2 separate regions of the Homo sapiens genome follow, and region 2 is linked to region 1. Evidence: chromatin contacts called from ENCODE Hi-C data. All regions are on one chromosome and are shown on one strand. The core of a region is the stretch at or near the end of the contact, and the rest is flanking DNA. Distances in the headings are between cores, read along the strand shown. Region 1 holds the start of PRR5-ARHGAP8 (PRR5-ARHGAP8 readthrough). Region 2 holds the start of FAM118A (family with sequence similarity 118 member A).

The links. A loop is a pair of places that touch in the nucleus more often than their neighbours do. Pooled maps may share reads with other maps.
Region 2: a loop to region 1 is called in a map of CD4-positive, alpha-beta T cell, with 6 times the contacts of the local background. The contact joins the promoter of FAM118A here to the promoter of PRR5-ARHGAP8 in region 1. A Hi-C loop is called at or near these places in 2 of 168 maps with a recorded cell type or tissue (CD4-positive, alpha-beta T cell and naive thymus-derived CD4-positive, alpha-beta T cell), 1 of 37 single-sample maps with no recorded cell type and 9 of 50 pooled maps.

The regions. Positions count from the first base shown.
Region 1 is chr22:44,699,932-44,703,811 of GRCh38, reverse strand. PRR5-ARHGAP8 (PRR5-ARHGAP8 readthrough) reads right to left here and starts at 1,608. Exons shown (of 15, transcript NM_181334.6): 1 at 1,204-1,608. The coding sequence starts at 1,337. PRR5 (proline rich 5) reads right to left here and starts at 1,608. Exons shown (of 8, transcript NM_181333.4): 1 at 1,204-1,608. The coding sequence starts at 1,337. RefSeq lists a silencer at 1,325-1,734.
Region 2 is chr22:45,308,077-45,311,956 of GRCh38, reverse strand. FAM118A (family with sequence similarity 118 member A) reads right to left here and starts at 2,023. Exons shown (of 9, transcript NM_017911.4): 1 at 1,774-2,023. RefSeq lists an enhancer at 153-961 and a silencer at 1,678-2,357.

The sequences.
Region 1 (3,880 bases), core at 359-2,858:
TCCCTGGCTCAAGTAATCCTCCCATCTTGGCCTCCCAAAGTGCTAGGATTACAGGTGTGAGCCGCCGTGCCTGGTGGAGAACACAGCTCTTAAGACACTGTGCAGTCGTTGGGTCAGGGAGATTTCCCAACAGGAGTCCTTCCTTCACTGTTCCCACACCAGCCCTCCCCACAGGGAGGAATGCGAATACCCACTGACGGAGAGGGAAACGGAGGCAGGCATGTGACAGCCCTCTAGCAGTTTGCAACTCAGAGACAGAAGAGACCACGTTTGAAGAGGGTCTCGCTGGCAGCCCTGAGCCCACCATGACGCTCACAATGCATTCAATGAACTGAAAATAACGTGTGTCCAAGTGACAGCCGGGTTCCCGGTGGCCAAGACCACAGCCGGTGGAGCATCTGGCAAGATTTTACTGCCAGGTGTGGGCGCGAGAGGGGCAACGTCCACAGCCTCCCCCGAACAGTGTCCACAGCCTCCCCCGAACAGTGTCCACTGCCTCCCGCGAACAGCCTGCCTCACTTTCTCCTGCCTCTCATTTTCCTAGGGAGCAGAGACGCTGGGGAGTTCCACTAAATAAACCGTCTCTTTTCCAGATCCCGGACTTGCTCCTCAAACAAAGCTGGGAGAAGGGGCTTCCCAGGCCCCTGCTTGTCTGGGAATGACCCCTGGAGGAGAGTCCTCTAAAGAATGCCTCGCAGCTGCCGCACCCCCTGCTGACAGCTGGAGGACAGGGGGCCTCTCAAGGGAAAGCCGAAGGGAGCTTAAAGAGACACAGGAAGCCTGCGCGACCCACCCACTGAGCCCCGAGGCTCCCGTGCTCAGCCGCAAAATGGGAAAAATACTTCCTGCTCCGTTAGCCTCCCAGGTTGTCACGAGCACCGCAGTGGAGACGTGGAAAGACCCCGGGTAGGAGGCGGGCACGCGGCTTCCCGGCCCACCCCGCCGCCCACCCGCCGGGCGCTTCTGGGCCAGCCCCGGGCGCTGGCGGGCCTCGCTCCCTTCCCTGGGTTCTGGAACCACGCTGCACTGAACTTTCCTCCAGGCCCGCACCACTCCGGCGGGGCAAGTTCTTTGCAAACTGTGAAGCGCCGCGCCGCCTTCGGCAGCGTTCCTGGCTCGGGGCGGCCCCTAGCCCGCGGACGGCTCAGGGGTCCCCTCCCCCGGCTCCAGGGCCTCCGGGTGGCCGGGAGGGCGCGGCCTTACCTGTTCCAGGTGGCGTTGGCGCAGGCCCGGCGCTGCTGCGTGCCCCGCTCGTCCGCGGCGGCGGCCGGCTCTCTCTTGCCCAGGTCACTGAGGCTGGGCGAACTCATGAACTTCAACCTGCGGAGAGTCCTCATGGTGACCCGGGCCGCCTGCGCCGCGCCCACGCGCGCCCCACGCCGCGCCCTGCGCCACGCCGCACCAAGGGCCCCGGGCCGGCGATGCGCCCTCTACGCGGAAACTCCGGCGAGAGCAGGAAGCCGAGCGGTCCTGCGGGGTCCCGCCCCGGCCCCGCGCCTCCGTCTCGGGTCCCGCGCCGGCCGCCCCGCCGGGTTAATCATTGCACGGAGAGGCTCAGCGTGGAGCGCCAGGCGCGCGGCCAGCACAGACCCGGCGCAAACGGAGGCCGGGGGCGGACCCGGGGGCGGGCCCAGGGGCGGGTCTCGGCGCCCCGGGGGGCGGGGCGGGGAAGGGGGCGGGGGCATCGCGGGCGGGGCGGGGCCTCAGGCGAGGGGGCGTGTGCAAGAGGCGGAGCCGGCGTCTCCGCGGCCGCAGCTGCCACGACGCCTCGCTGGGTCTGCCCTCTGAGGACGTGCTCACCCTCCTCCCCTCTTCCGAGGGCCCCACGTGCCCACAGGAAACCAACACGCACAGGACGCAGGGCCCAAGCCCAAGCGCCCGCCCCCCGCCCAGCACTGCGGTCGCGCCCACACGATGTCCTTCGACCCCGGCCCCGGAGGTCTCCCTCCACAGCCCTCCTCGCAAAGGCTGTGCCACAGAGGTGCCTCCGTACCCCTCACCTGAACACAGGCTCCCCCACCCAGTTCTCATGAGGACTTTGGGTAGAGGCCTTCAGTCCCCTCCAGGCACCTTGGCCCAAGAACCCACTCCACCCGGGCTCAGCCTAGACCCCCTTGGACAGGGACTTCAGCATTGCCTGGCTGCCTGGAGGATTTGCTGGAGTGAGGGCTTGAAGAAGTAGAGGGTTTGCTCCTTATCTCCCACCCCCAGGTCTCTTGGATGGTAAAACCAAGCAGTTTCCCAAGTCCCTGTGGTGGGGGCAGAGTGATCCCAGTGAAGGCAGGGCACAGCCGGTGCTTCCTGCCTGCTTCGCAGAGCACTTTTAGATGTCTGATTTCACATGAACTAACATGAACTACTTCCGTGAGGTAGAGATTATTCTTCTCCCCATTTTCCAGTTGAGGACATTGAGGCTCACAGAGTGAAATAACTTGCCCAACATTGTGCCAACATTGTGCAATCAACAAATGGTAGAGTTGGGCTTCACCACAGGGAGCGTCCAGCCCCTTGAACAGGGCCCTTCCCAGTCCCCAGCTTCTGGGATTCCCACAAGGCTCACCTGACCCCTCCATCAGATGGGGGGTGACAGCCACAGCTCCAGGAGCTGGGAGGGCCCCATATAAAATGTAAGAGAGAGGTGATGGCTCATGCCTGTAATCCCAGCACTTTGGGAGGCCGAGGTGGGAGGATCACCTGAGGTCAGGAGTTCAAGACCAGCCCGGCCAACATGGAGAAACCCCATCTCTATTAAAAATACAAAATTAGCTGGGCGTGGTGGTGCATGCCCGTAATCCCAGCTACTCAGGAGGCTGAGACAGGAGAATCGCTTGAACCTGGGAGGCAGAGGTTGCAGAGAGCTGAGATCTCGCCACTGCACTCCAGCCTGGGCAACAACAGCAAAACTCCGTCTCAAAAATCATCATCATCATAATAAAATAAAATAAAAAGTAAGAGAGCCTCATGAAGAGTCTTTGTTTAGTGCAAATCAACCAGTGTCTCCTGAGTACCTCCTGTGTTCCAGACATAAATACCATCGTCTTTGGGAGACAGAGACATAAACAGACAAACTTGCTCATCAGTAAAGCGGGATGGAACGGTTCATCTCACAGGCAGCTTGGGGCCCACAGGCAGCAACAGGTGCTTTATAAACTAACTGTCAAGTGCTGTACACGTTTTCTTTTCTTTTTGAGACAGAGTCTCACTTTTTGGCCCAGGTTGAATGCAGTGGCACCACTGTGGTCACTGCAGCCTCTACCTCCTGGGTTCAAGCAACCCTCCCACGTTAGCCTCCTGAATAGCTGGGACTACAAGGCATGTGCCACCATGCCTGGCTGATTTTTTGCGTGTGTGATGGCGTTTCGCTCTTGTCGCCTGTGGAGTGCAATGGCGCAATCATGGCTCACTGCTAACCTCTGCCTCCCAGGTTCAAGTGATTCTCCTGCCTCAATCTAGTGAGTAGCTGAGATTATAGGCACCTACCACCACGCCTGGCTGATTTTTTTATTTATTAGTAGAGATGGGGTTTCACCATGTTGGCCAGGCTGGTCTTAAACTCCTGACCTCAGGTGATCCTCCCACCTCGGCCTCCTAAAGTGCTGGGATTACAAGAATGAACCACTGTGCCCGGCTCCCTGGCTAATTTTTAAAAAATTTTGTAATAGAGACAAGGTCTTGCTATGTTGCCCAGGCTGGTCTCAAACTTCTGGACTCAAGGAGTCCTCCCACTTTTGGCCACCCATAGTGTTAGGATTACAGGCATGAACTACTGTGCCTAGCCCACGCTCTCAAACTTACGGGAACACTGTATCTTTTAGATCCCAAACCAAATTTCATGGCCAGACAAGGATTTCCTACCTTACTGCTGTAAAAAAAAAAACAA
Region 2 (3,880 bases), core at 774-3,273, 610 kb before region 1:
AAGCACACACACACAGTCACCATGAAGCACTAAGGCGACCACAGACCCTACGGTAATAGGACAAAAACCTCACTTAAAGTTCAGACCCCAGGCTCAGACAGGAAAGAGCGGGAACCAGTCTTCTGGGCCTGGGCTTTCAGAAGCTTAGCCCCGTTCCAGAAAGCCACAGTCCCCCACTACCACCGCCTTGGTCCAGGTCACCCCCATCTCTCATAGGGTCTTGCTTCCTCCAAAAAAGTCTCCCCACCACAGCCACATGGATGGTTCAAAAACACACCAACTCCCGCCCCTCTCCTCCCAAAGCCCTTCAATGGCCACCCACTCCCTTTAAGTACCAAACCCTCCACTCAGCTTAAACTGGGCATGCTTTGGTCCTGACTGGCTCTCAGAATCACACCCTCTTTCTTGTCACTCCCACCTCAAACCCAGTACTCTGCAAAAGTCCCAGCTTCTCCCATACCAGGTCTCTAGCGAGACACTTCCCTCACTTCTCCCCCTGACCACCTCCCACCTTCCTTCAGCTCAGCTGGATCATTTCTCAGGACAATGGCAGGTGCAGTCGTTCAAGAAAGGGCCAAGGGCACGGTGGGCCTCCGGGAGCAAAGCTGGGTTCTCCGCAGTTAGCATTCACTCCCACGCCACCTTCATTAGGTGTGCTCCAGCCACACCTCCCGCCTTCCAACACTGTGTGCCGTGGCAGCCTCTCTGCCTTTTGACATACTGGCTGTCCCCTGAAACTCTGCCTGGAATGACCCTGGCAAACTTCTCCTCTAGCTCAACCTTCAAGAATCAGCTCACCTGCTGCTTAGCATCTCCTCCCCACGACTCCTAAGACGCCCTCCTTAACACCCACCCCTTCCCAGAATCCCATGCCCACCCAGATGGGTTCCCTGCCAGCGACGACACAGCTTCCTCCAGATAAAAACGACCTACTTGTCTTATGCCCCAGGTCCCTAGGCCCTGACAGCAGGGACCGTCTCATCTCTATTTCCAGTGTCAATTCCTGGAGCCTATCAGGCATTCAAAAACAAAATGTTAGTTCCTTGAATGAAAAAATTAAGGAGGAGACAACCTAAAAGCGTCCCCATGTGCCCTAACTCGCTCCCTCCCCGGTTCGGCCGCCCTCGGCCACCTCAGGTCTCCTGCTCTATAGACTGTCCTGTGGGGCCACCTGAGTCTCAGCAGAACATTAAAACTTAAACCCGGCCCTGCACCTGCAGGCGCGGGGACCACAGCTTAGGAGGTGGTCGTCGGGCGCGCTGTTACCGTCTTAAGTTATCACCAGACCTGGGAACACTTCCACCCACGCCCCGCAGGTCCAGGGACCTCAAGTTGGAGAAACCTAGCCCTGAGATCAGGTCGGAGAGGGAGCCTCAGGGTGGGCGGCACGGGGACCCGGGGTCTCGCGGGGCTAAGGACACTGGGAACCACGGCTCCCCACAGGAAGATGCCCCGGGCCTGGGGGCTTCTGAGGAGGTTGCTGGAAGCAAGTCCCAAGGGAACCTCGAGAGTTTCCGGAACCAACAGTTCTCAGGGCCCACTAGCGGCCGGGGTCCTCAGGGGGTCTCGGAGTCCAGAGAAAATCTTGGAGTTTCGGGGTTCGCGGGCCTGGAGGGGCAGGGCGGATCCTGAGGGGGTCTCGGGGGCAGGGGCTCCAGGGGAAGAGCTGAGAGGGAGTCCTGGGGTGGCCCCGGGGCCGGGGCGGATCCTGAGGATCTCGGGGTCCCCAGGGGCTCCGGATGCAGGGACCGCGGGCCCGCCCCGCCCCCTCACCTGCGGCGCCTCCGAGACGCTGGTCCCAGCTCGCGCTGCCACCTCTTCGCCTCCGCAGCCGGCTACGCCTCCGGGGTCTCTCGGCGGCCGCGCACCCCTGACGCTGGGCGGGGCAAGGGGATGGTTCTCGGGGAGGGGACTGCGCAGGCACGCGGGCTAGAAGCGAGAGCGAGAGCCGGAGTCGGAGCCAGAGCGGACGCCACGCCGCCTCCAGGCGCCCCTCCGCGTTAGCCGGCAGCGGCGCCGCCGCAAACCCTTCCCCCGCGCGCCCGCCCCAGCCGCGTGAACGTTCCGTCCCGAAACCAACGGCCCCGCGGTCCCCGGAGGCCCCGCCCCGGGGAAGGGCGAAGCCAGGACGCGCGCCCCGCCCCGCCCCGCCGCCAGATCCTCTGGCACCGCCCACCTCGGTGACCACGGTCCCGCCCACCGGGGAGGCCACGCCCCCGGGGTCTCCAGCGCAGGCGCGGTCGGATGTGCGGGGGAGGGCTTGCGCTGGGGAGCGCTTGGGCCTAGAGTCCGCGTCCTAGCCCTACCTGGCCCGGCGAGCCGCGCGTCCCGTTTCCTCATTTGCAGAAAGGGGGCGGGAGCACTTTGCAGGGACGTGGCGAGCATCAAGTGCGATCGGAAGCGCTCCTTTGCAACTGCATCCTGCACCACACTTAGGCACAGCTTCTGTCCCCAACCCAGACCTGAGGCTGGTCTCCGTCCCCCAGCAGACTCCTGCCCGCTTAAATTGGCCAGTCACCAGCCCTACCTTCTTTCTTTTTCAGAGTACTTGTCACTCTCCGAAATTAGGTACGCTTGTGACTGGCTCCCACTTCCCCTGAGAGCCGGTACCTTGTCCGTCTTGTCCACTGGGGGTTCCCAGAAGCCAGCACGGCGCTGGGCACACCATGGCCGCCCACATGTTTGTGCGTGCGTGAGTGTCTTCCCCGCGCTCTTCCCTCATCAAGAAATACTCTTCCCCGAGGCTGAGAATTTCTCCTAAAAATACAAGAAATACTCTTCCCCAGCTTAGGTTCGATCCGGCGAGGCCCCCTGACTCCTCGCGCATCCCTGTCGCAGGTGCCGCGTCCGTAAAGGGTGTGATCCTAGCACCTACCTTGTGGGTATTGCGAGGACTGAGATTGTGCGTGGGTGGGCTGGGCACGGGCCCCCTAGCGATCTTATTACTCCTCCTTTGTCTGCCACTGAAGTCTTTTACCTAAACAAGACCCAATCCACTTCCTCTTCCCAGCCTGCCCTGCCCAACCTGGAGTCATTTATTACTTCCTGTCTCCTTGGCACCTTTTTTTCCTGCCTGATTTTAAAGTTGGCTGTTAATATCTCCCCCTACCCTAGCCCACCAGAAAGCTCTCATTTTGTGACAGAAGGTAGTGTTGTGTTAGCGGCCTGTGAAATTTTAGGGGGGGCCAGAGCCCAGAAAACAGTGGGAGCAGTGACTCTGGGATGAAGAGGGCAGCCCCTGGGTGCTCTGTATGTGGGGTCAGGCACTCCCTGAGCACTTTGCATGCGTTCCTTCATGGTGTTCTTGGAACAACCCTATGAGGAAGGCGTCTTCATTGTTATTCCAGTTTAACAAGGGGAAGCTCAGGCCCAAGAGGTTGTGTAGTTCCATGCCTCAGCCCACACATGTAACCACCACTGCATACAGCTCCCCAACCCCTGGAGGTGCGACTTAAATGCAAAAAAAGGCCGGTGGCTCACGCCTGTAATCTCAGCACTTTGGGAGGCTGAGGCAGGTGGATCACCTGAAGTCAGCAGTTCCAGACCAGCCTGGGCAACCTGGCAAAACCTCATCTCTACTGAAAATACAAAAATTAGCCGGGCGTGGTGGCGGACACCTGTAATCCCAGCTACTCGGGAGGCTGAGGCAGGAGAATCACTTGAACCCGGGTGGCAGAGGCAGCAGTGAGCTGAGATCATGCCACTTCACTCCAGCCCGGGCAACAGAGCGAGACTCTGTCTCAAAAAAAATTTTTTTTAATGCAAAAGATATATAATTCAGTTCATGAACACCTGCTCCTGTACTGGGTGCTGAAGCCCGAGACCTGTGGGAGATGTGGCCCCTTCCCTCATGGAGCTCCCAGGCCCCAGCAAGGATTTT